Linked DNA regions of Homo sapiens: all the other regions are linked to region 2. A link is an interaction called in ENCODE POLR2A ChIA-PET data of the cell type or tissue named here. Cell type or tissue: IMR-90. All regions are shown on one strand. Each heading gives the region's core, and the rest is flanking DNA. Links, peaks and the distances in the headings are about the cores only. Region 1 overlaps ARHGAP35 (Rho GTPase activating protein 35). Region 2 overlaps ARHGAP35 (Rho GTPase activating protein 35). Region 3 holds the start of SNAR-E (small NF90 (ILF3) associated RNA E).

Region 1 (10,677 bases), core at 3,322-7,321, 72 kb before region 2:
CTCTATCGCCCAGGCTGGAGTGCAGTGGCGAGATCTCAGCTCACTACAAAGTCCGCCTCCTGGATTCCAGCGATTCTTGTGCCTCAGCCTCCCAAGTAGCTGGGATTACAGGCGCACGCCCACCATGCCCATCTAGTTTTTATATTTTTAGTAGAGACGGGGTTTTGCCATGTTGGCCAGCCTGGTCTCGAACTCCTGACCTCAGGTGATCCACCTGCCTCAGCCTCCCAAAGTGCTGGGATTACAGGTGTGAGCTACCGCGCCTGGCTCTGGCCCAGTATACTTTAATCTGCATACTTGCTGCATTGTAAATTTCTTGATCATGATGACACAGTTAATAAGTAGTAAGTCAGTGTGAAGAATCCAGATCTGTCTGATTTCAAAATTTGTTTATTTTATTAGGCTACACTGCCTCTCTGGGTATAAGAATAAGCATAGTTCATCACCTTAAGGAATTTATGGTCAATTGTAAACAATTAACTATATAGGGTGAAGGGAAGTAAATGTTGAATAGACTATTCTGATTAATGTCTGGCTCCTTGGGATGTGATCCTGTATTAATAGTCTTGAAGACTTTCATATTCAGAGATTTGAGCACACAGTAGGTTCCATATCACAGTATTTTGAAAAGAATGTACACCACAAGTACCAGCTTGCCTTTTTAGCCAGCATATTTGGAAAAGTTGAGCATTTTATGTCTGACCTGAATTCAAACACAGGTGTAACAAAACTGTGTAAGTAAACTAGTCTAACAGGAAGAAGGTAGAGATGTTTGGTCATGTAATGACTCCTTAAATCTACATTTTTTTCAGCAAGTAGAAAAGTATTTGGGTAGCTACAAATGGAGAGATTTTTCTTTAGGCAACTAAAAATATATACATAGAATATATACAACTACAATTTGCCAATTTACAATTAAAAAATAAAAATTAAAAGAAACATACAGATAGAAATACATCTTTCCTCTTGAGTTATTTAGGTGGAGCTCACCGTGATTTTTTTTTTTTTTTTTTTTTTTTTTTTTGGTGACGTAGTCTTGCTCTGTCACTCAGGCTGGAGCACAGTGGTACCATCTCAGCTCACTACAACCTTCACCTTCCAGGTTCAAGCGATTCTCCTGCTTCAGCCTCCGAAGTAGCTGGGATTACAGGCACTTGCCACCACGCCTGGCTAGTTTTTTTGTATTTTTAGCAGAGTCGGGTTTCACCATGTTGGCCAGGCTGGTCTTGAACTCCTGACCTCATGTGATCCACCTGCCTTGGCCTCCCAGAGTGCTGGGATTACAGGCCTGAGACTCCACATCTGGACATGATACTTTATTTAGTAACTTTTTGCATTTTAAAAAAATGTTAGTCTAAAAGTATGCTGGTTAGTTACAGCTAATAGCCTCCTGAGGTGTATATATATAGTTGGCCAGGCGTGGTGGCTCACGCCTGTAATCCCAGCACTTTGGAAGGCCAAGGTGGGCAGATCACCTAAACGCCTAACCCCCAGAGGTAAAGGCTGCAGTGAGCCATGATCGCATCACTGCAGTCCTGCCTGGGTGATGGAGTGAGACCTTGTCTCAAGAAAAAAAATTGTGTGTGTGTGTGTGTGTGTGTGTGTGTGTGTATTTGCATTGTGTGTGTGTATGTATATAGTTGCATTGTGCTTTTCCCCCATTTTCATTTAAAAGAAAGGTCAAAACTGTGGCTTTATCTCTTGCAGCCTGCACTACTTAGGAATGAGACAAAGGAAAATGATTACCATTAATTGCCATGGGCAATTAAAAAGAGTTCTTTGTTCAGTAACAAATTGATTGTGTACAAATGAAAGTCAGCACTGCATTAATACAAGATTATTAGATTCTTGAAATCAGCATCTTCTGCTAGAGTAGCTTTCACTTCAAGGGAATTATTTCACTGGGAATAGCGTACCTAAATGATTGGTGATAAAATGTATCACTAGGTCTTTATTTTTCAGAAATGCCTGTTAACGTTGTAGGTAGAGGCTGGTGGATGCTGCTTTTATGGTAACCTTTTTAATGTCCTGAAATCACTGTGTACTTTTTTTTTTTTTTTTTTTTTGAAACAGAGTCTTGCTTTGTCGCCCAGGCTGGAGTGCAGTGGCGCCATCTCGACTCACTGCAAGCTCCGCCTTCTGGGTTCACGCCATTCTCCTGCCTCAGCCACCCAAGTAGCTGGGACTACAGGCGCCCGCCACCATGCCTGGCTAATATTTTGTATTTTATTTAGTAGAGACGGGGTTTCACTGTGTTAGCCAGGCTGGTCTCGAACTCCTGACTTTGTGATCCGCCCACCTCTGCCTCCCAAAGTGCTGGGATTACAGGCGTGAGCTACCACGCCCGGCTTGTATACTTTTTTTAATGCTGTCAATGTATAAGAAATTTCTTCTTCTGGGCTGGGCACGGTGGCTCATGCCTGTAATCCCCAGCACTTTGGGAGGCCGAGGCGGGTGGATCACGAGGTCAGGAGATCGAGACCACCGTGGCTAATACGGTGAAATCCCATCTCTACTAAAAATACAAAAAATTAGCCGGGTGTGGTGGCGGGCGCCTGTAGTCCCAGCTACTCAGGAGGCTGAGGTAGGAGAATGGCGTGAACCCAGGAGGCGGAGCTTGCAGTGAGCCGAGGTCGTGCCACTGCACTCCAGCCTGGGTGACAGAGCAAGACTCAGTCTCAAAGAAAAAAAAAAAATTTCTTCCTCTGATTGGTCAGTCAACTGAGGAACGTAGATAAAACCTTTGATAAATGAGGAAGAAGAGAAAAAGACTCCTGACTGCTGTGGAGTAGGTCTTGGCTGTTGGCATGTACCTAGTAGTAGCCACGCAACAACCATAAAGGCTTAAAAAATGGCAGCCTTAGCTAAAGTAGTTGTGATTTGATGTTATGTATATACAAGGTGTATATATTTTCTTGTGTGCAAATCCCCTTTTAAGTTTTTTCTTAAAAAAAAATAAGGTATAATCTACATGTAGAAAAGTACGTAAATCTTAAGTGTCCATTTCTGAATTTTTTGCATGTTGTACAAGCCCCTTTTTCATATGATGGGGCATAATTCCCTTTTCTACATAGTTCTTACTGAGCCGGAAATTATTTGAGAGTCTCTATATAAGGCACTTCAATTATTACTTTATATTTAATATACAAATGTGAACATGTAGGATGTTTCTAACTTTACCCATCTGGGCAGGGTCAAATACCTGATAAAGAATGGGATAACGGTGATTTCATTGTATAAACTGTCACAAGTGTGAAAGCATTCTTTTAACAACATCTTTTCTACTCGTGTTGTTAATTCCAGATTATTTTGATCTTTGTTTGCTGGAAATTAAAAGAAAAGAGATAGTGGTCACTGCTAATGAGAGTGAAATGGGACTGGTATTGAAATTGCTATCAGGCCTGCAAACAAGTGTGAACTTTCAGGAAAGTAGTTTAGCAATGTTTTATTTGTTTGTTTTTTGAGATGGAGTCTTGCTCTGTCACCCAGGCTAGAGTGCAGTGGCATGGTCTTGGCTCACTGCGACCTCCACCTCCCAGGTTAAAGCAGTTCTCCTGCCTCAGCCTCCCCAGTAGCTGAGATTACAGGTGCGTGCCACCACGCCTGGCTAATTTTTGTACTTTTAGTAGAGATGGGGTTTCGCCATGTTGGCCAGGCTGGTCTTGAACTCCTGACCTCATGTGATCCACCTGCCTCAGCCTCCCAAAGTGCTGGGATTACAGGCGTGAGCCACCATGCCCGTCCAGCAATGTTTTAAGAAACGTACAATCCTTGATCTACTTATAAGAATCTATAGAGGGCTGGGTGCAGTGGCTCATGCCTGTAATCCCAGCACCTGGGGAGGCCTAGGCAGGCGGATCACTTGAGGTCGGGAGTTCGAGACCAGCTTGGCCAACATGGTGAAACCCTGTCTCTACTAAAAACACAAAAAATTAGCCAGGCATGGTGGCGGGTGCCTGTAATCCCAGCTACTCGGGAGGCTGAGGCAGGAGAATCGCATGAACCCAGAAGACAGAGGTTGCAGTGAGCGGAGATTATGCCACTGCACTCCAGCATGGGTGACAGAGTGAGACTCTTTGTCTCACACACACAAAACAAAGAATATATAGGGACCAAGAAAGAGAGATGTGAATCAAGATTGTATACAAAAGAGATGTTAACTATGTTAACTATATGAATGTTTATAAATTTAAAAAAAAATCTAAATGTTTTAACCTTAGGGGAATGGTTTGCTTTGTGGAAAGGTTATGGAGTCATTAAAAAAGTATGTTTTTGAGAATACTTGACGTGGGAAAGTGCACACAAAATAAAATTAAATGTGGGAAAAAATAGGATATAGAACTATAAACAGCATGAGTCCAGTTATTTTAAAATATATATGTGAAAAAGTGGAAGAAATATGCTGAAGTGTTATTAGTTAACTCTGTGTTGTAGGATTATGGGTGATTAAAACTTTTTTTTTAATTTTCCCAAGCTTTCCACAATGATTTTACTATTTCTGATTCAGGGAAAAAAAGATTAAACAAGTTTTTTTTTTTTTTGTAGTGTGGTTGTGTTGTGTTTGGTTTTTCTTATAAACATATGAAAGAAAAATTGAGCTGAAAAGCAAGAAATTCATGGTAAGATCTGTTGGACTCTAGTACCTTTGAAGGTAAGGCATTCACCCTTTCTTAGAGAATAATCAAATTAATTACTAATAAGGCTGGGTGAGGTGGCTCAAGCCTGTAATCCCAGCACTTTGGGAGGCCGAGGCGGGCGGATCACAAGGTCAGGAGATCGAGACCGTCCTGGCTAACACGGTGAAACTCCGTCTCTACTAAAAATACAAAAAAATTAGCCGGGCATGGTGGCAGGCGCCTGTAGTCCCAGCTACTCAGGAGGCTGAGGCAGGAGAATGGCGTGAACCCGGGAGACGGAGCTTGCAGTGAGCCGAGATTGTGCCACTACACTCCGGCCTGGGCGACAGAGCAAGACTCCGTCTCAAAAAAAAAAAAAAATTAATTACTAATAATATTACCAAATAATAACAATGAACTGTTTATTACATACCAGAAGACTAAAAAATGTTATCTCATTTTCTCCTCACAATAACCCTCTGGGGTAGGTGGTATTCTTACCTTCTAGGTGGGAAACCGAGGTTGCAGAGAGGGGACTTGCCCAAGGCCACATGGCTAGTAGGTCCCCAAAGCAGTCTGGCCCAGAGTCTCTGCTCTCTGTTGACTTCTCTGGCCGACTTTACAGTTTCCAGAGTGCTTTTTTAACACACTTTCCAGAAAGTCTGGAAAGGACTTTACACTTTCCAGAATGCTTTCGCCCAGTGTGATCTCAGCCCAGAGATGAAGAGAATTCAAGTCTACTCCATGGTGGATAGATAGAGCTGAACCCTTAGTTCTCTTTGAACAAGGTTCCCTTCTAACCCCTAAAGTGTGCTTGTTTTAAGAGAAAGGAGCCGGCTGGGCATGGTGGCTCACACTTGTAATCCTAGCACTTTGGTGGGCCGAGGTGGGCGGATAATTTGAGGTCAGGAGTTCGAAACTACCCTAGCCAACATTGGTGAAACCCCATCTCTACTAAAAATACAAAAAAAAAATTAGCCCAGGCTTGGTGGCGGGCACCTGTAATCCTGCTACTTGGGAGGCTGCGGCAGGAGAATTGCTAGAACCCAGGAGGTGGAGGTTGCAGTGAGCTGAGATCGCGCCACTGCACCCCACCTGGCTGACAGAGCGAGACTCTTTCTCAAAAAAAAAAAAAAGCCGTCGGTCAAAGTCAGGAATGGCTATAAAATTAGTGATGTGTTCCCTTTTATGGGCCAAAAACATCATTTTAATGAGATTTAAATTTATTTAAGCTTTTTTTTTTTCTTTTTTGAGACGGAGTTTTGCCCTTGTTGCCCAGGCTGGCGTGCAGTGGCACGATCTCGGCTCACTGCAACTTCCGCCTCCGGGGTACACGCCATTCTCTGGCCTCAGCCTCCCAAGTAGCTGGGATTACAGGCATGCGCCACCACCCTGGGCTAATTTTGTATTTTTAGTAGAGACGGGGTTTCCCCATGTTAGTGAGGCTGGTCTCAAACTCCTGACCTCAGGTGATCTGCCCGCTTCAGCCTCCCAAATGCTGGGATTACAGGCGTGAGCCACCTCGCCTGGCTAAGCTATTAATTAAATTTTTTTTCCCAAAGTCCTGTTTTGAAGTCCTGTCTATAATTAATTTTATTTAAATAATTTAGCAAAAGTTTGTTAAGCAGAAGAGGGAACAAACTAGTTCTTTGTAGTTCCAGAGGATAGAGGTAGAGGTCTAGGTATCTACAAGGTTTAGAGTGCACAAAACATGCCTCTTCCTCTCTGGGAGAATTTTTATGCCGTTTATAAAACAAAAGCAATTCTTCCCTTACAGGTAACACAAGGAACACACTGTTTCTTTACCAGAATGTAAAAAATTTAGAAGGCCAGTGGCCTGATTGTTTTTACTTGATCTTATCTTAAAGAATTATGTGTGACTAAGCATTTCAATGCAAGAATGCATTGACTAGGAAGACAGATTTCGTCTTATTATGAGAAAGAACTTTTAAAGAAAACGATCCAAGCTCATGTTTTATGTTTTGTCTTTTTTTTTTTTTTTTTTTTGAGTCGGAGTCTTGCTCTGTTGCCCAGGCTGGAGTACAATGGCACAATCTTCGGCTCACAGCAACCTCCGCCTCCTGCGTTCAAGCGATTCTCCTGCCTCAGCCTCCTGAGTAGCTGGGATTACAGGCGCCTGCTACCATGCCTGGCTAATTTTTGTATTTTTGATAGAGACGGAGTTTCACCTTATTGGTCAGGCTGGTCTCGAACTCCTGACCTCGTGGTCCAGCCGCGTTGGCCTCCCAAAGCGCTAGGATACAGGTGTGAGCCACTGCGCCCGGCAGTTTTGTCCTTTTTTTTTTTTTTTTTTTGAGACGGAGTCTTGCTCTTTTGCCCAGGCTGGAGTGCAATGGCTCAGTCTCAGCTCACTGCAACCTCCGCTTCCCGGGTTCAAGCGGTTCTCCTGCCTCAGCCTCCTGAGTAGCTGGGATTACAGGCGCCCACCACCACACCCGGCTAATGTTTGTATTTTTAGTAGAGACGGGGTTTCACCATGTTGGTCAGGCTGGTCTCGAACTCCTGACCTTGTGATCTGCCCGCCTCGGCCTTCCAAGAAGTGCAGGGATTACAGGTGTGAGCCACCGCACCTGGCCCCATTTTGTGTTGGATAAGCAATAATTTTAAAGTTTACCCCATTTGGTTTTATTGTTGTTTTTATTTAACAAGACGTCTACACATATATCTATTAAATATTTATTTACTGATCATTCTTTCTGTTGTCGGGGAGAGTAACAGATCTTCAGTTCAAGGAGGTTGGCGTTCAGACATCAGGAAGAAATTGCAAAATAAAGTGTTTTGGATCCTCTGTGAGATTTTTGTCTTTTGTTCCTCCATTTGTTCTGTGACATCACCTAGAACATGACCTGACAGGTCAGTAGGAGCTCAGTCTTCATTGAATAAAAGTATGAGTTTCTGAATGAGAGAATCCTGGAATAGATGAAGTCTGTCGCCTTTCAGTCTTCAGATTCTTGGGATTCCTCAAGCCATGTAGAGGAAAGAAACTTTCCTATTGTTAGTTTTCATTTGCATCTTACCAACTTTGTGACTTAGGACAAGTCATTTATTCTTAATCTGAGTTCTCGTGTCTATAAAATGGGCTTAAATACCTATTTTGCTTGCCACAGTCTTTTTATTTTTATTTTTTGAGAACTAAATACCATAACGCTAAAGTTGGTAACCTTTGAGTTTGCTGGAAGAATGAAAGAGAACAATTAGGTAATTAAAATGTTCAGGTAAGCGAGCATGTGAGGGTGCTGCAAAGGCGGCGTGATGAAATTTTGGATCAGTGGAGTGGCACATGCTATTGATTTGTTATCTCTTGGTCTTTGTACAACTTGTAATTTGCCCCCAGGTAGCAGATAGTTTGAAGGTCTTATCAGAAAGTGTCTCATACACCTAAATGTTAACACCAGGTCATAGGCCAAATAGCAGTTGTCCACATTTGTGGAGGCCTCCGTTACTCTTTTTCTCATCATGACACATGGCCTAGGTTTGAGTCCCAGTCCCACCTCTTACCTGCTCTGCACCCTCCGACAAGGCCCTTTAAACTCTTGGTGCCTTAGGCACGTCGTCTTAAAAAGGAGAATATAGTAGTGTTTACTCATAGGGTAACTGTGCTAGTTAATATGCTTACTGTGTGTCATTATTAGTGCTGCACTACCTGGACCTGGCTTTATTTTTTTTTTTTAATTTAATTTTTTTTTTGAGACAGGATCTCACCCACGTTCCATGGAGTACAGTGGCATGATCACACCTTACTGCAGCCTTACCTCACAGGCTCAATCATCTTGCTTCAGCCTCTGAGTAGCTGGGACCACAGGTGTATGCATGCCACCAAGCCCAGCTAATTTTTTTTAAATTTTTTTTTTCTTTTAAGATGGAGTCTCACTCTGTTGCCCAGGCTGGAGTATAGTGGTACAATCTCGGCTCACTGCAGCCTCTGTCTCCCAGTTCAAGCGATTCTCCTGCCTCAGCCTCCCAAGTAGCTGGGACTACAGGCACCCACCACCACGCCCGGCTAATTTTTGTATTTTTAGTAGAGACGGGGTTTCACCATATTGGCCAGGCTGGTCTCGAACTCCTGACCTCATGATTCACCTGCCTCGGCCTCCCAAAGTGCTGGGATTACAGGCGTGAGCCACCATGCCCAGCCTAAATGTTTTTATTTTTCATAGAGACGGGGACTCGCTGTGTTGCCCAGGCTGGTCTTGAACTCTAGACTCAAGCCTCCCTTTTCAGCCTCCCAAAGTGCTGGGATTACAGGTGTGAGCACGTGGCTGGACTTGGCTTTAAGAGACCAGCTAAAGAATATAGTGGTAGGAAAATAAATACAGGCATAACTCAGAGATAGTGTGGGATTAGTTCCAGACTACTGCAATAAAGCATATATGGCAATAAAGCCAGTCACACGAAGTTTTTCGTTTCCCAGTGCATATAAAAGTTAAGTTTTGGCCGGGCGCAGTGGCTCATGCCTGTAATCCCAGCACTTTGGGAGGCCGAGGCGGGTGGATCACCTCAGGTCAGGAGTTCGAGACCAGCCTAACCAACATGGAGAAACCCCATCTCTACTAAAAATACAAAATTAGTCAGGCGTGGTGGCGCATGCCTGTAATCCCAGCTACTCAGGAGGCTGAGGCAGGAGAATCGCTTGATGAAACCAAGAGGCGGATGTTGCAGTGAGCTGAGATCACGCCATTGCGCTCCAGCCTGGGTAGCGAGTAAAACTGTCTCAAAAAAAAAAAAAAAAAAAAAAGTTATGTTTTGGCTGGGCGCAGTGGGTCATGCCTGTAATCCCAGCACTTTGGGAGGCGGAGGTGGGTGGATCACCTAAGGTCAGGAGTTCGAGACCAGCCTGGCCAAAGTGGTGAAACCCTGTCTCTACTAAAAATACAAAAACTAGCCGGGCGTGGTGGTGGGCACCTGTAATCCCCAGCTACTCAGAAGGCTGAGTCAGGAGAATCACTTGAACCTGGGAGGTGGAGGTTGCAGTGAGCCATGATCACACCATTGCACTCCAGCCTGAGCAAAAAGAGCAAGACTCTTGTCTCAAAAAATAACAATAAATAAAAATTAAAAAATAAAAGTTATCTTTATGCCGTACTGTAGTCTAAGTGTGCAGTATCATTATGTCTTTAAAAAAGTATATACCTTAATTTAAAAGTACCTTTTTAAAAATTTAAATATTTTATTAATTTTTTTTTTGGAGGGGGGACAGTTTCGCTCTTGTTGGCCAGGCTGGAGTTCAGTAGTGCCATCTCAGCTCACTGCAACCTCTGCCTCCCGGGTCCAGGCAATCCTCCTGCCTCAGCCTCCCAAGTAGCTGGGATTACAGGCGCCTGCCACCGCGCCTGGCTAATTTTTTGAATTTTTAGTAGAGACGGGGTTTCATCATGTTGGCCAAGCTGGTCTCGAACTCCTGACCTCAGGTGATCCACCTGCCTCGGCCTCCCAAAGTACTGGAATTACAGGCATTAGCCACCGCTCCCGGCCTAAATTTTTTCATTTTTTAAGTTTATTTTTTTGAGACAGAGTCTTCCTTTGTTGCCCAGGCTAGAGAGTATAGTGGTGCAATCTTGGCTCACTGCACCTTCCACCTCCCAGATTTAAGCGAGTCTCTCTCAGCATCCTGAGCAGCTGGAACTACAGATGCGCACCACCACACCTGGCTAAATGTTTTGTATTTTTAGTAAAAACGGGATTTCTCCACATTGACCAGGCTGGTCTCAAACTCCTGACCTCAAGTGATCCACCCACCTCGGCTTTCTAAAGTGCTGGGATTACAGGTATGAGCCATCGCGCTTGGCCTAATTTTTATTTTTTTGAGAGAGACTCTCACTCTGTCACCCAGGCTGGGGTGCGGTGGTGCAGTCTCAGCTCACTGCAACGTCTCTCGGGTTCAAGCAATTCTTGTGCCTCAACCTCTGGAGTAGCTGGGTCTAGAGATGCGCACACTACCACGCTTGGCTAATTTTTGTATTTTTCATAGAGATGGGGTTTCGCCATGTTGGCCAGGGTGGTCTCAAACTCTTAGCCTCAAGTGATTTGCCCACCTCGGCCT
Region 2 (10,677 bases), core at 2,925-6,924:
TTTGAGAGGCTGAGGCGGAAGATCAGGAATTCGATACCAGCCTGACCAACATGGAGAAACCCAGTCTCTACTAAAAATATAAAATTAGCCAGGCTTGGTGGTGCATGCCTGTAATCCTAGCTAGTCGGGAGGCTGAAGCAGGAGAATCGCTTGAACCTGGGAGGCGGAGGTTGCGGTGAGCCAAGATCGCACCATTGCACTCCAGCCTGGCCAACAAGAGCAAAACTGTGTCTCAAAAAAAAAAAAAAAAAAATTAGCTGGGCATGGTGGCACGCACCTGTAGTCCCAGCTACTCGGGAAGCTGAGGCAGGAGAATCGTTTGAACCCAGAAGGCAGTGGTTGGAATGAGCCGAGATCACGCCACTGCACTCCAGCCTGGCGACAGAGCTAGACTCCATCTCAAAAACCAAAAAACCAAAAAAATAAAATCACCAATCAGTTATTTTGTAGGGTGTTCCTCAGCTTAGCTTTGTTTTCCCTTTTTTTTTTTTTTTTAATTTTTTGTATTTTTGGTAGAGATGGGGTTTCTGTGTTTCCCAGGCTGGTCTCAAACTCCTGAGCTCAAGCTATCCACAAGCCTCGACCTCCCAAAGTGCTGGCATTACAGGCGTGAGCCACTGTGCCCGGCCTTGGCTTTGTTTTAGTTTTTTGGATATTTCATCGTGATCAAGTTCTGGGTTTGCACTTCTGGCAGATACCACAGGGCAGCAATGCCTTTGCTCTGTCCCCTCCACTTCATCTCTGCTGCCCACCATCACCCACCTTCTCAGTCCAGTCTATGGGTATGACAGTTTATCTGCTGAAAACCCATCCTTGCTTCTTTGTTGCCTACCAGATGCAGGTCGCACTCATAATCCTCCTTCCCGGACTCAGGAACAGCAAGACTGTTACTATGCCATTGTCCCCTGCCCTCCTTCCCACCCTCCTTTTTTTTCCCTCTCCCACTCCCTTCTTTCACCCCTTTCTTTCTGTTTTATGCTGCTTCAAGTATTAATTTTAAAATTGTTCTACAAGAATGCGATTTATCAGAAGGATGTGAACCAAGCAGAATTTCTTAGTATTTCTTTGCCTTAGGGCATTCCCCTTGTGTGGTTTAAAATTTGTCCCCCATTCCTTTTTGCCTGTGGAACTTATCCTTATTCTTCAAGAGACTCCTACTCCTAATAGCACTTTGAATTTAACCTCCCTGGTAGTTCTTCTCAGCCAAATTTCACCTTCCTGAAAACAGGATTCTCTGTTCTCCTTGTCTCCCTAGAGCCCGATACAGCATATACATTAATTGATTATTGTAAATTAGCCAGGCATGGTGGCACGCATCTGTGGTCCCAGCTACCCTGGAGGCCGAGGTGGGAGAATTGCTTGAGGCCAAAGGTTCAAGGCTGCAAGTGAGCTGTGATCATACCACTGCACTCCAGCCTGGGCAACAGAGCGAGACCCTGTCTCTTAAAAAACAAAAGAGAGAGAGAAAGAGACAGGGTCTCGCTCTGTTGCCCAGTCTGGAGTGCAGTGGTGCAGTCATAGCTCACTTGCAGCCTCACCTTTCTGGCCTCAAGCCTCTTGAGTAACTGGGACTACAGGCATGTGCCACCATGTCTGGCTAATTTTTGTATTTTTTGTGGAGACAAAGTCTCACTATGTTGCCCAGGCAGGTCTCAAACACCTGGCCTTAAGCCATCCTCCCACCTTGGCCTCCCAAAGTGCTGGGATTATAAGCATGTGCCACTGGACCCAGCCAGAGACCCTGTCTCTTTAAAAAAAAAAAAAAAAAAAAAAAAGATAGATTGAATGAGTGGTTTTCAATCTGGAACACCTTAATTCCATTTTCGTCTTTCTTCAAGAAAAAAATGACCATATATTTCCCCTTGTTGGCATTAGTTTGTACTTTTATGGAATTTCAGAAGAAAAATTAAACCTGGTATCTGTGAGCTTAGTGTGCATTGGAGGGATGTCTTTGTGTACCCTTATTTCCTAAGAAAACTTTTTCTCCCTTTTATAAAATTAAAGCAAGTTCATTGTAGAAATTGGACAAATGGCAAGAACTGTGAAGAGGAACTCAAAGATTCGTGATCTGCTACTTAGTGAAAACCACCGTTAATGATTTGAGATGTTTCTTGTAGTCTTATTTCTCTGCATATACACATATATTTATTTTCACATAATTCAGAGTATGAGGTAAGCTAGCTTTCAACATTTTTTTAACATAGCCCTCTTAGATGAGGCAGAAGAGGCCGGGTGCAGTGGCTCACACCTGTAATCCCAGCACTTTGGGAGGCCGAGGTGGGTGATCACTTGATGTCAGGAGTTCCAGACCAGCCTGACCAACATGGCAAAACCCCATCCATCTCTACTAAAAATACAAAAATTAGCTGGGCTTGGTGGTACATGCCTGTAATCCCAGCTATTCGGGAGGCTGAGGTGGGAGAATTACTTGAACCCACGAGGCGGAGGTTGCAGTGAGCCGAGATCGCACCACTGCACTCCAGCCTGGGCGACAAAGTAAGACTCTGTCTCCAAATAAATAAATAAATAAAGCATGCATGCATGCCAGGCATAGTGGTGTGCACCTGTGATCCCAGCTATTTGGGAGGCTGAAGCAGGAGGATTGTTTGAGCCCAGGAGTTCCAAGGCTGCACTGAGCTCTGATCGCACCACTGCAATCCAGCCTGGGCAACAGAGCAAGACCCTGTCTCAGAAAAAAAAAAAAAAAAAAAAGGAAAAGAAAAAATTACCATTAATTCAGTAGTATCATTTCACATACAGTTCATTTTAAAATTTATTCATTTGACGTAAAACTATATGTTATAGCTGAGCTTTTTGTACTAGGATTCAATCAATAGTCACACTGCACTTGGCTTTGCCTCTTTAGGCCCTTGCCGTCCAGAACAGTCCTCTCTGGCTTGTTTTAATAATGTGATTTTTTTTTTTTTTTTAAAGAGACAGAGTCTCACTCTGTCACTGAGGCTGGAGTACAATGGTGCAGTCGTAGCTCACGGCAGCCTCTAACTCCTAGGCTCAAGTGATCCTTCCTCCTTTTCTTCCTGAGTGCTACAGGCATGCTCCACCACACTCAGCCAATGATGACCTTTTTTGAAAAGCCTAGTCAGTTGTCTTGCAGAATGTCCTCTTCATGTAATGTGCTCTTTGGACCTCTTCAGCATCCTCAGCTGCCTTCCAGGACCAAGTGTGGCCTCTGACTGAGCAGGGGGTTGAGCACCCTGCAGGTGGTGGACGCGGGACTGCTGCCTCCCTTTCTGGACAGGGCACACGTATGAATTGGGCTTACGGGCTCCATAGGGTTGTATTGAATAATTGAACGAATTGTGAGCTAGTGTTTTCCCCAACTTTGACTGACAGATAGTGGGCTTGCACTTTGCTTAGGGAAAGCTGGTGCTGCCACCTGCCCTCTCACCCCATCTCTCTCTCTTGCTCATGGTTGGAATGGCCATATGACCACACAGTTTCCATGTAGTATTCCAGGCAGGGAGTCCTAGCTGATTAGAGATGACATTCCCAATGAAACTTGTTTGCCAGGCCTGGTCAAAGCAGTCCAAAGTCAGAAGTCTTTGTGTCCCTGTTTTTGTGTCCATTTCATGTACCTTGGCACTTTAAGGCTTGTCCTGCAAAATAAAACATTGCATCATCACTTGTGAAGGCAGAGCTTGGGAGTTTGCACTGCTAAGATGAGGATAGGAAAGAAATTTATGCCGCAGGGCCTTTGATGCTGCCCACTCACCTGTCTGCACAGCCAGGGCACGGCCAGCGGGAGTGGAGAAGATGAGCGAGACCAAAACCTTGCCGTGGGGAGGAGGGTGGCATAGCCATTGATAAATCGGGACTTGAACTATCCCATCACTCTAAAAATATTTTTTATCTGATTACAAAAGTAATAGATGGCCAGGCATGATGGCTCATGCCTGTAATCCCAGCACTTTGAGACAGCAAGGCAGGAGTAGCATTCAAGCCCATTAGTTTAAGACCAACCCTGGCAACATGGTAAAATCCTGTCTCTACCAAAAATACAAAAATTAGCCATACATGATGGTCCATGCCTGTAGTCCCAGCTACTCAGAGGCTGAGGTAGGAGGATCGCTTGAGCCCAGAAGGTTGAGGTTACAGTAAGCTGAGATCATGCCACTGCACTCCAGCATGGGCGACAGAGTAAGACCCTGTCTCAAAAAAAAAAAAAAAAAAGTAATATACTTGCTCACTGTAAAACAAATTAATCATTATAGATATGTAGGACAGAAAGTAAAAATTCTTTATAATCCCAGTCTCCAGGAGTCATCTCATTAATGTACAGATTATGCTTCCTGCTAATGCTAGTCCCCCAAAACATTGAAGTCTGAGTATGAGATCATCTCTGTGCTGTTCCGCAGCTCATTGTCTGTTTTAGCAGAACATGATATCTTGGGCGTCACTTCTGAATTCCACCTCCAGGCCAATTGGATTTTGGTTTTTGATGTGAGGAGAGGATGCAAGAGCTGGTATGAGAGGAGGGTCTCTGGAAGTGTGGGAAGAGAAGCCTTGTTTGCAGAGGTGGCACGTGGCAGTTTCCTGTGACTGGCATCTCCCAGCCCCTTAGTTTGTGAGTAAAGTGCCAAATCCTTCTAAACACAGATCACAAGAAAAAAGATCATCACTTTCTTACCTCAATTTACTGCTCCTGATGTTTACAAGCAGGGCGCTGTGTTGAGACTCCTCCCCGATATTTTCCCTTCTCAGGTTAGCTCCTACATTGTGAGGGAAATTGGTTCTGATTTGCACCTGTCTTCTTTCCTGAGCTTTCTGACCAGTTCATTTACCCTTGTTCATACTTCTGAAAATCAGAATGTGGTCAAGAAATGACCAGAGAGTAGAACAGCTTTCAGATTGATCTGCAGATGCTTTTAGGACAGCCCAGCCCCGGACACCCTCTGTGCTTGCTGTGCTAATAGGATATTCGACTTTCACTCTCTCAGCTCCGGTTACATGGAAAGGCTGGATGAGGGCATGTCACTGCCACAGCTGCTCTGGGACCGCCACTGAGAGTGGGAAGGAGGCGGGGTTGAGGGGGAGCTTAGGAGGCGGGGTTGAGGGGGAGCTTAAGAGTCAGACTAACTTTCTATTTCTAGCTTGAATGCTTTTTTTCCTCCAGTTTTCATCTTTGTGGAAAATTGGTTGAGGCAATGGAGTCACTGCTCCCTTCTGCAGCAGTGTGGCTCCTAATGACAGAGAACATTGGCCAAGCTCATCTGAGCTCTCTGATGCACAGCAGGAAGTAGAATTATTCAATTCAGTGTACCTCTCTGGAATGGGGCAAGAGGTTACTTTTAGAGCTGGCTCACAATCCTCCTGAGAATAATTTCTCAGGGTAAAGTACACTCTTGATAGCTCATGGTGGTCACAAGACTGAGGTTTTAAATCCTGGGTCTCAGGGCCAAATTTGAGTCAAGCCTTCCTAGGATTCAAGAAATCTGACAGCATAGGAACCCCCTGAGGCAGCTTCCAAGTGTCGTCACACCTGCCCACCCGGGACGGTCTCAGCGTTCTGGAGACAGAATCCTAGTGCCCCACTTGCCTTGGCTCTGCTGTGTGTGTTCCCGGGTCCCCAGCCTCTCCTCAGCCTCACTTGCTATTTAACTAGAAATAGCATTCTCTACGCATGCTTTCTTTGAATAATATGTGAGGCCAGACTTCGTTCCCTGTTTCTGTGATTTTTAACCTCTGCTTTTGGCAGTGTGAGAGGAGGCATGGCAACAGTGAGGAAATGATTTCCCTGGCCCCAGTCCTTTCTTAATTGGTTTGCTTACTGAGATGACCAACCCTCCACATCTCTAGCCAGTGCTGTAGAGGCCGAGAAGAGGAATTGTGCCTAGGGAGAAACAGTTTTACTGGGGCAGAAGGCACCCATCTTCTCTCTTGAGTTATGATGTATTCAAACTATTCTATATAAATAACTGCCAGGACACAGTTTTGTTAGTGCAGCTGACTTTCAGTTAGTCCCTCTGGAATGAAAAGCTGTCTGAAGTCAAGGAAGGCCTGGCAGGTGTTCCCTCACCCCGCTTTCTGTTCCATACATGTTTCTTGAGCGTTGATATGGCCTAGGCCTGGCTCTGGGCACTCCGTCATATATGATCCCATAAGAGATGGTGTTTTGCTCTAAGAACATGGGTGTGGTAGGAAGCTAGCCCTTGGGAGGGGTCAGGGTACATCTCAGTCCTCTGTCACTGTGGGGAGGACCTCAGTGTCAGTAAAGTTCAGGGTTAGTCTGGCTGGAAAAAAGGTGGCAGCATTGATATTCCCTTCCCTGTATATAAAACCTTGAGAGGAGTCCTGCATAAAATCCGGTGGCAGAACCCAGGCTCTGCCTCTCAGGGCAGCACCTACCTGTCATAGTAATTTAGCTGAAGTTCACATTTATTTTCTTTTTCTTATTTTTTACTTTTTTTCAGAAATGGGGTTACCCTGTCACCCAGGCTGCAGTGCAGTGGTGCAATCACAGCTCACTGCAGCCTTGAACTCCTGGGTTCAAGCGATCCTCCCGCCTCAGCCTCCCAAGTAGCTGGGACTACAGAAGTATGCCACCATGCCTGGCTTGGTTTTTTTGTTTTGTTTTGTTTTGTTTTTGTTTTTGTTTTGTGTGTGTGTGTGTGTGTGTTTGAGATGGGGTCTTGCTGTGTTGCCCAGGCTGGTCTCTAACTCCTGACCTCAAGCGATCCTCCCTTCTCAGCCTCCCTAGTCTCTGGGATTGCAGGCATGAGCTCCTAAGCCCAGCTTCACATTTATTTTCAAAAGCTCTTTGCTGGAGGGTCTGCAGAGCCCCACCTTGGGGTATCATTGCCTGCACTTAGGAGACTGTAATGTAAATGGTGCCTTCTTTATTTGCCTTCCAGGGGCACTTCCTTGATGGACACATAATCAGGTCAACTTTGACCTCTTGTCCCTGGTTGAGTGGGGAAATCCCAGAGAGAGGATCACGTGGTTGTAGGAAGACAAACTTCCAGATAACTCTTTAATAGCTTTAAGCTTAATTCACTTACCATCTTTTTTGTGGGGGTGGATGGCAGATCTTGTTCATTAAATGAGTATTTATTGACTTTATATTAATTAAGCACCTACTATATGCTAGGCACTGTTTTGAACTCAGATAGCCCCCATGTGTCTGGGCGTGGGGGAGATAGATATAATCACATGAATGCATAATTCTTCAGACAAGGAATGTTATTGGATTTTAAAATTATTGGGGAATAAAATAACACACAGGACCCAGTGTTGGTGAGGATATGGAGCAATTAGAATCCTCACATTGCCGAAGGGAGTGTAAAAGGGCAGAGTCACTTTGGAAAACTCTTTGGCAGTTTATTAAAAAGTTAAATAGATCCTTTTATAGTTCATAAGTGTGATGATGGGGTGTACAGGGAAAAACTCCAACCCCATTTTTCCTCTAGCCTCACACCACCACAACAATCACCAACACAGAAGACTTATGTGACCAAATGTGTGGGGTGCTTTCCCCACACACCAGGCACCAGACACCAGCTGGGTGTCCTCCGGTTCAATTCCAAAACCGTCTACCTAGAGATAGTGTCAGATCCTGCAGGTTGGGGGCTCAGCACCCAAGACTGCCCTCCACATCCCCAGACACCAGTTGCAAGTGCAGGCCTCTGGAACTTCTGACTGACCGGCTTCAAGCTGGGGTTCCCATGACCCCCTCTTTGGGTTCAGTTAATTTCTGGAGCAGTTCACAGAACTTAGGGAAACACTTGCTTATATTTACTGGTTTATTATAAAGAATATTACATGGGATACAGATGAAGAGATGTGGGTAGGGCGAGGTACAGGGGAAGGTCGTGCAGCTTCCATGCCCTCCCTGGGCACCAGGAACCTCCAGTGTTCAGTTATCTGGAAGCTCTCTGAACCCTGTCCTCTTGGGTTTTATGGAAGTTTTATGACATCAGCATTCCTTCCCCCAGGGTATAGGGTGGGACCCTCGCAGGGGAGGGTCTTAAGACTCACAGTTGGAAGGTGGGGGAAGATTAGAGTCCTGCCTTGTGGCAGGTGAAAGGAGGACAGGAGAGAGATTGTGTTTCCCGATACCTGCCCTTGGGGCCTAACACACCCAACATTATAACAAAAAACTATAACAAGGGCTGTGGGAGTTAGGAAACAAGAACTGTAGACAAAAACCTATGTATCATATCACATTGGGTTTTCATGCTCATGTGTGAGAAGTGCCTCTTTCAAACCTTGTTCTGACACATTATCTTACATGCAAGGAAAAAAAGCTAAACATACACTTACCATCCCACTTCTAGGTATTTGCCCAAGAAAAATGAAAACATACGTTCACACTAAGACTTGTACTCAGCTGTTTCTAGCAGCTTTGTTCATGACAGCCCCAAACTAGGAGCCACCCAGATGTCCACCACCAGGTGAATAGACCAGTAGGTCCATCCATCTGATGGAATACTTCTCATTCATTAAAGGGAATAAGTACGCTGTGTGTAACAACAGTGGGATCTCAAAATTATGCTTCTGAGAGTGATGGAAGCCAGACACACAAGACCATGAACCGCGGTTCCCTTTCTAGAAAGTTCTGGAAAATGCACACTAACCTACTAATGTGAAGCCAACCAGTGGTAGCCTGGAAGCTGGGATGGCAAGAAGAATCGATTGCAAAGAGACAATAGAAAACTTTTGTGGGTGGTGGAAGTATTCCATATTTTAATTGTGATCATTTCACTCATGTATTACATATTTCAAAATTATCGGGCCAGGCGCGGTGGCTCACGCCTGTAATCCCAAAACTTTGGGAGGCCGAGGCAGGTGGATCACAAGGTCAGGAGATCAAGACCATCCTGGCTAACACAGTGAAACCCCGTCCTTACTAAAAATACAAAAAATTAGCCAGGAGTGGTGGCGGGCGCTTGTAGTCCCAGCTACTCGGGAGGCTGAGGTAGAAGAATGGCGTGAACCCGGGAGGCGGAGCTTGTAGCCAGCCAAGATCGTGCCACTGCACTCCAGCCTGGGCAACAGAGCAAGACTGCGTCTCAAAAAAAAAAAAAAAATTATCAGATGGTATACTTTAAATGGATACAGTTTACTGTATATAAATTATACCTCAATAAAGTTGATTTTTAAAAACAAAACAAAAAAGAAGTCATTGGGGAACAGTTTTGAAGAAACTTGCTGTTTATATAATTTCAAAATATCATCTAGCGCATTAACTACTAGTTACAAAGGGGGACCACACCTTTATAATTTAAAGATCTGGGTATTACCACCTTACCAAAGTAGTTACACTCAGCATCTCTACTGGATGAACCCGACATTGTGTTGTGCCTCCTGGCCAAAAATATTTCACCTGAATTTTATCAGGGAGAAGCAATCAGACAAACCCAGAATATGATACATTTATAAAACAAGTGGCCTGAACTCAACAAAAAAGGGGTCTCATGTGACTTCTCCATTTGTACCGTGAACTCGTTTTCCACTAGCCTAGTCAGATGTGAAACCCATGAAACTTGGAGTCACAGCTGACACCCCACCTTTGCCAGGCAGGAGTAGCTGGCCAACCATAGGCAAGACACCTAAACTTTCTAAGCCTCATTTTTCTGTTCCTTCAAATTGGGAATTAAAATAACAACTCTTTCAAAGGGAGTTTTTGACAATTAAATCCTGTTTGTAATGTTCTTGGAGTAGTGCCTGGCACATAGTGATCATTCGGTCAATGTTAGCCATTATTTTGGTAGCTCCTGTCACTGACCTGCTGTGGTGTGGAAATCCCAATGGGACGTTTCCCCAAAACAGTAATGGATGAGACTGGGCAGTGTCTGTAGGCAGTTTTTAAAACTTCTCCTTGAAATATAACACACACTAAGAAAAGCACACCCATCTGGGCACTGGTTGCATAGGTCAGGAAAACAGAAGACGGCCACCCCCAAAGGCCCCTCGTCATTTCATCCCTCAACAAAGGATAACCAGTATCCTGGCATCCAATGGTATGGAATACTTTTGCCTGCTTTTGTATTTTAAAAATGGAATCATACCAAATGCACATTTTTGTACCTGGCTTCTTTCACTTAACATTATGAGATTCAGCTACATGATTAAATCCGTAAATTCATCCATGGTTGTGTATGATTGTAAATGGTTCGTTCTCATTGCTATGTAGACTTTCATCATGTGAATATTCCACAATTTCTTTCTTTCTTCCACTCTTCCTGGACATTTGGGTACTTTCCAGTTTGGGGCAGTTATGAATAGTGCTGCTGTGAACATTCCTGTACATGAATTTTGGTGTACATATGTGTGCACTTACATTGGTGTGTATACCTAGAAGGGAGGCAGTTTTGAATAATTCAGTTTAGCATGTTGGACACAATGATTTAAATGATGTCTCCAAGCACGTATCAGTCCCTGAAGGGGTAATAATCTCTGAGGCTGATGGCAGAGGCAGTCAGGGGATCTCTCTGTGTTACTGAGCTTGTGGTGGTGTGTTTTTGTATCTTCGGGGCTGAAGGAGTGATTCTGGCAGGGTGAGTGTGGGTTCCCCAAAGCTATCACCACATTCTTGCCCCAGCTGGATCGTTGCCATCTACTGAGGCCTGGCTGGCCCTCCATTACCTCGCTGTGGCTCTCTCTGTGGTTTTGCATTGAGTCTGTGGTTTGCACACATCTTGATGACCCCATGGTTTT
Region 3 (10,677 bases), core at 2,631-6,630, 120 kb before region 2:
GTTCCTCTTCGACTTTCTGTTCTCTAAACCCTGGAGCCCCTCAAAAGCCCAGAACTGACTCTGGCCTGTGCTTTAGTGCAGTTGCACCAGGGTTGCAAACACATGGCCTGAGGGCTCCATCCAGCCACCACATTTCGTTTGCCACCCCAGAGTATTTTTAAGTTTTTTGGTTTGTTTTTTTTTTGAGATGGAGTCTCGCTCTTGTCACGCAGGCTGGAGTGCAGTGGCACGATCTCAGCTCACTGCGGCCTCTGCTTCAGCCTCCCAAGTAGCTGAGATTACAGGCGTGCACCACCATGCCCGGCTAACTTTTTTATTTTTAGTAGAGATGGGGTTTCACCATGCTGGCCAGGCTGACCTCAGATGATCCGCCTGCCTCGGCCCCCCAAAGTGCTTGGATTACAGGCATGAGCTACCACGTCTGGCCCCCATGTCTTAAAAGAAAATAAAAGACAGGTGATCTCCACTCCACAGGCTCCACCACCCGCGTGGTCTTAAGGGCACCAACTTGAGTGGCTGTCACTCTCAGCTGACTGAGACTTACTCTTGCTTCCCATTTCACTGAGAAGAAGGAAGTCATTGGAGTAGGGACTTTTGGGAACTCCCCACACCAACACCACCACCACCTGCCTTGGCGCCCACGCACCCCTTCCTCCCAGATGCCTCTCGTGTGCTTGGATAATCCCAGCTGCGCCTTCCATCCCTCTCCCATCTCTTTCCTGCATCTTCCGGTTTCCCCTTGTCTGTTGCATCATCCCCATCAGCATAAAACTGATGATTTGAGCTGAGCGCGGTGGCTCACACTTGTAATCACAGCACTTTGGGAGGCTGAGGCGGGCGGATCACTTGAGGTCAGGAGTTTGAGACCAGCCTGACGAACATGGCGAAACCCAGTCTCCACTAAAAATACAAAAAATTAGCGGGGTATGGTGGCGGGCGCCTGTGGTCCCAGCTAGTTGGGAGGCTGAGGCAGGAGAATCGCTGGAGCCCAGGAGGCAAAGGTTGCGGTGAGCCGAGATCGCACAACTGCACTCCAGCCTGGGCATCTGTCTCAAAACAAAACAAAACAAAACAAAACAAAAACCTGCTGTGATATCATCCACTCCACCAAACACCCTCCAATCTCATTCCCCCCTCTAGCGACTATTTCTCTTCTCCCTTTATAGCAAAACTTCCTCTAAGGTTTTTTTTTTGTTTTTTTTTTTTTTATTCAACATTATCATCAGACACTTATATTTAGCCATCAACAGCATGGGTGCAAAACAAAAATCTACATTAAAACCCTTTGTTGGAATGCTTTGCACTTTCCACAGAAGAGAAACTGAAATAACCTGTTATACGATTAGTCACAAATACAGTCCTGGAGTTTTTTGTTTTTGTTTTTTGTCCATATACATGAGTATTGTCTCCAATACATCTTCCACTGGGTATGGTGGCTCATGCCTGCAATCCCAGCACTTTGGAAGGCTAAGGCGGGAGGATTGCTTAAGCCAGGGAGTTTGAGATCAGCCTAGGCAACATAGTGGAACTTCGTCTTTAAAAAATATTAAAAAATCAGGAGCCGAGGGTGGTGGCTCACGCCTGTAATCCCAGCACCTTGGGAGGCTGAGGTGGGTGGATGATTTGAAGTCAGGAGTTCAAGACCAGCCTGACCAACATAGTGAAACCCCATCTCGACTAAAAATATTTTAAAAATAGCCGGATGTGGTGGTTCACGCCTGTAATCCCAGGTACTCGGGAGGCTGAGGCAGGAGACTCCCATGAACTAAGGAGGCAGAGCTTGCAGTGAGCTCCAGCCTGGGCGATGGAGGGAGACTGTGTCTCAAAAAAAAAAAAAAAAAATAGGCAGGCATGGCGGCACGCACCTGTGGTCCCAGCTACTCGGGAAGCTGGGGTGAGAGGATTGCTTGAGCCCAGGGGTTGAGACTGCAGTGAGCTGTGATCATGCCACTGCACTCCAGCCTTGTCAACAGAGTGAGAGCCTGTCTCAAATCAAACACGGCCGGGCGCGGTGGCGCATGCCTGTAATCCCAGCACTTTGGGAGGCCGAGGCAGGCGGATCACAAGGTTGGGAGATCAAGACCATCCTGGCTAACACGGTGAAACCCCGTCTCTACTAAAAAATATTAAAAAAAATTAGCCGGGCGTGGTGGCTGGCACCTGTAAATCTCAGCTACTCAGGAGGCTGAGGCAGGAGAATGGCGTGAACCCGGGAGGTGGAGCTTGCAGTGAGCCGAGATCGCGCCACTGCACTCCAGCCTGGGCGACAGAGCGAGACTCCGTCTCAAAAAAAGCAAACAAACACAAAAAACACACCTTCTTCATAACAGACAGGCCCTGCCACCCCTGTGCCTGGCTGAGTTCACAAGTCTGTTTGTAACCTGAGCTTCCCTGTCATTTCCCTGGCTCTGTCTGCTGGCTAAGCTTCATTTCCCCAAAGTAACTAAAGCTTTCTGCCACCGCCCTGGCCACCAGGGCTGCTGGAACTGCCATAGCCATCTTGGTTTCATGTTTTGGCAAAATATTGGCCTCCATCACCATAGGGGCCAGGGCTTCTGCCTCCAAATCCTCCTCCCTTCATGGATCCAAAATTCGAAGACTGATTGCTGTTATGGCCAAGATTACTACAGCTTTTGCCACCTCCAAAACTACTTCCATCATTACTGTGATGGGGTTTTGTTTGTTTGTTTGTATTTGTTTTTTTGTTTTTTTGTTTTTGTTTTTGACAGAGTCTTGCTGTGTCGCCCAGGCTGGAGTGCAGTGGCACGATCTCGGCTCACTGCAACCTCCACCTATGGGTTCACACCATTCTCCTGCCTCAGCCTCCCAAGTAGGTGGGACTACAGGTGCCCACCACCACATCTGGCTAACTTTTGTATTTTGTATCTCTTCCTGAAACACCTGTGCAGACACAAACAGAAATAATGTTTTACCAGCTATGTGGGCACCCCTTAACCCAATCAAGTTGACACATACAATAAACCATCACTGCTGGGTGCAGCGGCCCACGTCTGTCATCTCAGCACTTTGGGAGGCCGAGCCACGTGGATCACCTGAGGTCAGGAGTTTGAGGCCAATCTGGCCAATATGGCGAAACCCTGTCCCTACTAATAATACAAAAATTAGCCAAGCGTGGTGGCAGGCGCTTGTAGTCCCAGCTACTCGGGAGGCTGAGGCAGGAGGGTTGCTTGAACCTGGGAGGCAGAGGTTGCAGTGAGCCGAGATCACGCCATTGCACTCTAGCCTGGGCGACACAGCAAGACTCTGTCACAAACAAAGAAACAGACAATTAGCCAGGCGTGGTGGCGCATGCCTGTAATCCCAGCTACTTGGGAGGCTGAGGCAGAAGAGTCGATTGAACCCGGGAGGGAGAGGTTGCAGTGAGCCGAGATCACGCCATTGCACTCCAGCCTGGGCGACACAGCAAGACTCTGTCACAAACAAAGAAACACAATTAGCCGGGCGTGGTGGCCCATGCCTGTAATCCCAGCTACTTGGGAGGCTGAGGCAGAAGAATCGCTTGAACCCGGGAGGCGGAGGTTGCAGTGAGCCGAGATCGTGCCATTGCACTCCAGCCTGGGTAACAAAAACAAAACTCCATCTCAAAAAAAAAAAAGAAGAAGAAGAGGAAGAAGGCCAGGCGCAGGGGCTTGCACCTGTAATCCCAGCACTTTGGGAGGCTGAGGCGGGCAGACCACTTGAGCTCAGGAGTTCGAGACCATCCTGGCCAACATGGTGAAACCCTGTCTCTGCTAAAAGTACAAAAAAAATTAACTGGGTGTGGTGGCACATGCCTGTGGTCCCAGCTACTTGTGAGGCTGAGGCAGGAGAATCGCTTGCACTGAGGAGGCAGAGGTTGCAGTGAGCCGAGATCACGCTACTGCACTCCAGCCTGGCCACAGAGCAAGGCTCTGTCTCAAAAAAAGAAATAATAATCTTTTGGATGTTGTTCTTCAGTGTCCTCTAATGCCATCAACAAAGATACTTTTATATATATACACACATATAGATATGTATATATATATATGTATAGCATAGTTATCAAATTTAGGAGATTAAATACTGATGTATTACATTTTATTTAATATGAAATCTATGATAAGAGGAAGAAATCATACACACAGTTGACAGTTCAGATTTATAAAAAGCATAAAATTAGCATAGATAAATTATTGATGACTAATGACACTAGCTATAAGTTTCTACTGTAGAATACGTCACACCGTGAATGTGGGTCATTTTTTCCGCCACTAGACTGAGTCATTGAGCACAGAAGATACATCAATTTTATGTGTTAGCAACATGTACAATTCTTTTTTTTTCTTTATTTCTTCTAAAAAAAAAACAGGATACATGTACAGAACGTGCAGGTTTGTCACGTAGGTATATGTGTGCCATGGTGGTTTGCTGCACCTGTTGGCCTGTCCTCAAAGTTCCCTCCACTCACCCGATCCTTTTTTCTTTTTTTTTTTTTTTTTTTGAGATAGGGTCTCGCTCTGTCTCCCAGGCTAGAGTGCAGTGGTGTGATCACAGCTCACTGCAGCCTCGCGTCCAACTCTTGGGCTCAAATGATCCTCCCACCTCAGCCTCCCAAGTAGCTGGGATTACAGGCAGGAGCCACCATGCTTGGCTAGTTGAATTTAATTTTTATTTATTTATTTATTTATTTTTTTCATAGAGACAGGGCCTTGCTATTTTACTCACGCTGGTCTCAAACTCCTCGGCTCAAATGATCCTCCTGCCTCAGCCTCCCAAATCTGGGATTAGACGTGAGCCACTATGCCCAGCCCAGAGCATTTTTATCACCCAAAAATGAAACTCCACAAACATTAAGTAAACACTCCCTGCTCTCCTCTTCCCCCAGCCTCGGGCAACCACTAATCTACCATCTGTCTCTGTGCTGTACATTTCATGTGAATGGAATTCTGTGCTAGGTGGCCTCTTGTGTCTGGCTTCTTTCACTCAGCATCACATCTTCGAGGTTCACTCATGTTGTAGCATGCGTCAGTGCTGCATTTTTTTCTTTCTTCTTTTTTTTTTTTTTTTTTTTTTGAGATGGAGTCTCGCTCTGTCACCCAGGCTGGAGTGCAGTGGCACGATCTCAGCTCACTGCAACCTCCACCTCCCGGGTTCAAACGATTCTCCTGCTTCAGCCTCCTGAGTACCTGGGACTACAGGCACGTGCCACCACGCCCGGCTAATTTTTTTTGTATTTTTAGTAGAGATGCGGTTTCACCATATTGTCCAGGCTGGTCCCGAACTCCTGACCTAGTGATCCGCCTGCCTCGGCCTCCCAAAGTGCTGGGATTACAGGTGTGAGCCACCGCGCCTGGCTGAGTTCTGTACTTTTAAGCTTTTCTCTTGACATAAAATTCAGACGCGAAATGCAGTTTCCGTGCAGTGAGGCACACAAACACCTTTGCTGTGGATTCCCCATTTCGCACATGGGAACAGATGCATTTTCCCAGGCAATTAAATACCAAGGACTTCCTGAAGGCACTGAGTGTCCAGGCCACCGAGTTTGTCCTTGAGTAGCTGTAAACACCCTCACCCCCGGGTATCCAGGAATCTGCCCGATGCCCTGGTGGCCAGCTCCAGGCATTAACAGCTTCCTCCCCATTTCCAGCAGTTTCCTTCAGTTACTGAGTGGAAAGTTACTGAGTCAGAGGCTGCGGAGATGAGGTTCCTTGGCAGATGGCTTTCATTTTTACCTCTCCCTACCTCCCTGTCGTCCACACAGCCCCAACACACACACACACACACACACACACACACACACACACACACACACTTACACACACACAGACCTGTTTTCTTTTTCTTTTTTTTTTTTTTTGAGACGGAGTCTCGCTCTTTCGCCCAGGCTGGACTGCAGTGGCGCTGTCTTGGCTCACTGCAAGCTCCGCCTCCCGGGTTCACGCCATTCTCCTGCCTCAGCCTCCCGAGTTGCTGGGACTACAGGCGCCCGCCACTACGCCCGGCTAATTTTTTTTGTATTTTTAGTAGAGACGGGGTTTCACCGTGTTAGCCAGGATGGTCTCGATCTCCTGACCTCGTGATCCGCCCGCCTCAGCCTCCCAAAGTGCTGGGATTACAGGCGTGAGCCACCGCGCCCGGCCTTTTTTTTTTTTTTTAATTTTTTTTTTTTTTTCAACCCATGTGGACCAGGTTGGCCTCGAACTCGTGCCCTCGAACCCTCGCCTCCCTGAGGGTCCGAGGGCCCGCGCAACCGGCTGGAGCCACAATGGCTCCACCTGTTTTCTTATCTACAAAACATCTGTTTTTATTTAATATACATCATTTTATTTAATATGGGAGGGAGAAGAACAGCAGAAATAGCTCCTTAAAGCCCCGTTCTACAGGATGTAGTGGGGAAGAGGGAAGCTCTGACGTTAGTCTCTCCCTTCATCCATTTCTTTTATAAACTGCCTGCTCTATTTTTATAAACATTTTGTCCTGGATAAACCTTCCCAAAGGCCATAATATACAATGAAGAAAGACTAACAGAAAGCAAAACACTAAACCCTTCTTCCTGAAAAAAGATACCACATACAAAGTCAAAAGACAAAAGCAGCCTGGGGGGAATGTTTGTGACATGTATGACAGACTGTGGATCCACAATAAATAAAGAGCTACTACAAATAAACAAGAAAATGACAAACAGCACAGGAGGAAAATGGTCAAAAGGTTTGTACCAACACAGAAGAGGAATATGAATGACTAGTAATGTTCGACCTCATTGGTAACCAGGCACAATAAAATAAACATAGTGAGATCGCACAGTAGCAAAGCTACATGGAAACAGGGGGTCTCCTCCTATGCTACCAGAGAGTAAAAATCAGCACAGCCCGTTTGGAGAGCAATTGGGGTGAACCTATCAAATGACCTGTTACAGATACATGTACCCTTCAGCCCAGAGATTCATTTCCAGGTACTTACCCTCCACATGTATGTGAAAATGCACGTGGGCAAAGACATTCTTTCATCTTCATTAGGAGGAGCCACGCAGGCCTGGTTAAGTAACATAGGATGCACCCACATAACGGGATTCCACACAGACTATACACAGAATCACCTCCAAGATGCACTGATAGCAAGCTGCAGAACCACATACGGTGTGATCCTAAGACATCGAAAAAACCAGTTATATCCTCACAAGTACGTGCATGAAATTTATTTATGTATTTATGTGTTTTATTTATTAATTTGTTTCCAATATGGAGCTTCGCTCTGTTGCCTAGGCTGGAGTGCAATAGCACAATCTTGGCTCACTGCAACCTCCGCCTCCCGGGTTCAAGCGATTCTCCTGCCTCAGCCTCCCAAGTAGCTGGGATTACAGGGATGCGCTACCACATCGGCTAATTTTTTGTATTTAGTAGAGATGTGGTTTCACCATGTTGGCCAGGCTGGTCCACCCACCTCGGCCTCCCAAAGTGCGGGGATTACAGATGTAAGCCACTGTGCCTGGCCTTATTTCTTTATTTTGAGATAGGGTTTGTTCTGTTGACCAGGCTGGAGTGCAGTAGCTAGATCTTGGCTCTCTGCAGCCTCAATACCTTGGGCTCAAGCAATCCTCCCATCTCAGCCTCCCAAGTAGCTGGGATCGCAGGTGTGATACCTACCATGTCCAGGATATTTTTCTTTTTTTTTTTTTTGGTGGAGATGGGGGTCTCACTATGTTGCTCAGGCTGGACACGAACTCCTGGCCTCAAGCAATCCTCCTGCCCTGGCCTCCCGAAGTGCTGGGATTATAGGTACGAGCCACTGCGCCTGGCCGGGTTCATTCCTTTTCAATGTTGAGGAGTGCTCCATTGCCTGGAGGGGCCAGAGTTTGTTTTTCTATTCATTTTTGAAGAATATTTAGGTTGTTTCCAGTTTTTGGTGAATAAAACCACTATAAACATTCGTGTGGCCAGGCATGGTGGCTCACGCCTGTAATCCCAGCACTTTGGGAGGCCGAGGTGGGCGGATCATGAGGTCAGGAGATCAAGACCATCCTGGCTAACACGGTGAAACTTGTCTCTACTAAACAAAATACGAAAATTAGCCGGGCGTGGTGGCAGGCACCTATAGTCCCAGCTACTTGGGAGGCTGAGGCAGGAGAATGGCATGAACCTGGGAGGCGGAGCTTGTAGTGAGCCGAGATCGCATCACTGCACTCCAGCCTGGGAGACAGAGCAAGACTCTCTCTCTCAAAAAAAAAAATTCTTGTGCATTTTCGTTGTTTTTCTGTTTACAACTACAAGGTAAATGTCATTCATTCAGGTGTTTTGTAACATCTTTGTTGACATATATTTACATACCATTCAATTCACTTATTTAAAATGTATACTTCGGCCAAGCGCGGTGGCTCACGCCTGTAATCCCAGCACTTTGGGAGCAGGAGGGGGGTGGATCACGAGGTCAGGAGATTGAGACCATCCTGGCCAACATGGGGAAACCCTGTCTCTACTAAAAATACAAAAATTAGCTGGGCGTGGTGGCGTGCGCCTGTAGTCCCAGCTACTTGGGAGGCTGAGGCAGGAGAATCCCTTGAACCCGGGAGGTGGAGGTTGCAGTGAGCCGAGACTGTGTCACTGCACTCCAGCCTAGCGACAGAGGGAGACTCCACTAAAAAAAAAAAAGTATACGGCCGGCCGCAGTGACTCACACCTGTAATCCCAGCACTTTGGGAGGCCAAGGCGAGTGGATCACGTGAGGTCAGGAGTTCGAGACCAGCCTGGCCAACATGGTGAAACCCTGTCTCTACTAAAAAAAACACACAAAAAAATTAGCCAGGCATGGTGGCATGTGCCTGAAGTCCCAGCTACTTGGGAGGCTGAGGCAGGAGAATCGCTTGAACCCGGGAGGTGGATGTTGCAGTGAGCTGAGATCATTGCGATCATGCCATTGCATTTTAGCCTGGGCAACAGAGCGAAATTCCCTCACAAAAAAAAAGAAAAGAAAAGAAGTTAAGAAAGACAGAAAAGAAAAGGAAAAGAGAAGAGAAGAGAAGAGAAGAGAAAAGAAAAGAAAAGAAAAAGTAAAGAAAGAAAAGAAACCCAAGCCAGGTTCAGTGGCTTGCGCCTGTAATCCCCGCCCCTCAGAAGGCCAGGGCATACCAAAGTTATTGAAATAAGAAATCAAGAAAGAGAGAAAAAAAAAAGAAAGAAAAACAAGTAAAAAGGAGGCTGAAGCAGGAGGATTGCTCAAGGCCAGGAGTTTGAGACCAGCCTGAGCAACATAGCGAGACCCTGTCTCGAAGAAAAATAATTTTAAAATTGGCCAGGTTTAAAACAGGCACAGTGGTTCACGCCTGTAATCTCAGCACTTTGGGAGGCCGAGGCGGGCAGATCACGAGGTCAGGAGATCGAGACCATCCTGGCTAACGTGGTGAAACCCCGTCTCTACTAAAAAATACAAAAGATTAGCCAGGCGTGGTGGGCACCTGTAGTCCCAGCTACTCGGGAGGCTGAGGCAGAAGAATGGCGTGAACCCGGGAGGCAGAGCTTGCAGTGAGCCGAGATTGTGCCACTGCACTCCAGCCTGGGCGACAGAGCAAGATTCTGTCTCAAAAAAAAAAAAAATTAAAATTAAAGTTTTTAAAAAAATTGGCCAGGTGTGGTGATGCACACCTGTAGTACAAGATACTCGGGAGGCTGAGGGAGGAGGATCACTGGAGCCCAAGAAGTCGAGGCTGCAATGAGCTATGATCACACCACTGTCTGGCAGACAGAGTGAGACCCTGTCTTCTAAAAACAAAACAAAACAAGAAAGAACCCCAGTACCCTTTAGCTATCATCTCCCTCCCATTTCCCCTGGGTTCTGACAACCCGTCATCATTTTCTGTCTCTCTGCACTTGCCTTTTCTGCATGTTTCCTATAATGGATCATTCAATATCCGGCCTTTTGTGTCTGGCTTCTTTCACTTAGCTTAATGTTTTCCAGCTTCATCCATGTCAAGTGTTACAGTAGCTAGTTAGGCACATTTTTTTTTTCTTTTTTTTTGACGAAGTTTCACTCTTGTTACCCAGGCTGGAGTGCAATGGCGTGATCTCAGCTCACTGCAACCTCCACCCTCCAGGTTCCAGCAATTCTGCTGCCTCAGCCTCCCAAGTAGCTGGGATTACAGGCATGCGCCACCACGCCCGGATACTTTTGTATTTTTAGTAGAGACGGGGTTTCACCACGTTGGCCAAACTCCTGACCTCAGGTGATCCGCCTGCCTCGGCCTCCAAAAGTGCTGGGATTACAGGCACGAGCCACTGCACCCAAGCTCTGCTCCCAATTCTTGACCTCTTACATCAGATTTGGCACAAAACTGTCCCATGCCCCACATATTAAATGATCCTATTTATATGAACTGCCCAGGCAAATCCAATAAGACACAAAGTGGAGTAGTGGTTGCCAGGTGCTAGGGGAATTGAGGGGTGATGGCTGAAGGATAAGGTTTCTTTTTGGGGTGATAAAAATATTCTAAAATGGGTTGTGATGATAGTTACCCAACTCTGTGAATATAACAAAAACCACTGAATTGTAATACCATAAATGGGTGAATTGTATGTATCCCAAAAAAGCTGTTACCACCATCCCCCAGGTTCTCCAAAATGAAACATCCTTCCCATAGCGGGCATCAGACACAGAATAAACCCGAGCAGGCCCTGTGTGATCGGACTTCCCCTCCCATCCCCAGTCCCA

The links. ChIA-PET counts read pairs that join two places held together with the same protein. Peaks named below come from ENCODE experiments on the same cell type or tissue, not always from the same donor. Only the 100,000 strongest peaks of a DNase experiment are listed, where the experiment ranks them.
Region 1: POLR2A ChIA-PET joins it to region 2 with 8 read pairs; 18 of 35 experiments call an interaction of 5 or more read pairs at or near these places.
Region 3: POLR2A ChIA-PET joins it to region 2 with 7 read pairs; 3 of 35 experiments call an interaction of 5 or more read pairs at or near these places.

Annotation. Positions count from the first base shown.
Region 1 is chr19:46,867,899-46,878,575 of GRCh38, forward strand. All of the region lies in intron 1 of ARHGAP35 (Rho GTPase activating protein 35), which reads left to right. Among named protein-coding and RNA genes, the nearest start is that of ARHGAP35, 12 kb to the left of the region's middle. In IMR-90, for the core only: no CTCF peak of the experiment used is centred there; no DNase peak of the experiment used is centred there; H3K27ac peaks cover 178 bases.
Region 2 is chr19:46,940,126-46,950,802 of GRCh38, forward strand. All of the region lies in intron 3 of ARHGAP35 (Rho GTPase activating protein 35), which reads left to right. Among named protein-coding and RNA genes, the nearest start is that of NPAS1, 74 kb to the right of the region's middle. In IMR-90, for the core only: no CTCF peak of the experiment used is centred there; a DNase peak (open chromatin) is centred at 4,996; H3K4me3 peaks cover 406 bases.
Region 3 is chr19:46,824,451-46,835,127 of GRCh38, forward strand. It overlaps SNAR-E (small NF90 (ILF3) associated RNA E), which reads right to left and starts at 6,254; the gene lies at 6,135-6,254. In IMR-90, for the core only: a CTCF peak has its summit at 5,582; DNase peaks (open chromatin) are centred at 4,231, 4,941 and 5,651; H3K27ac peaks cover 1,021 bases.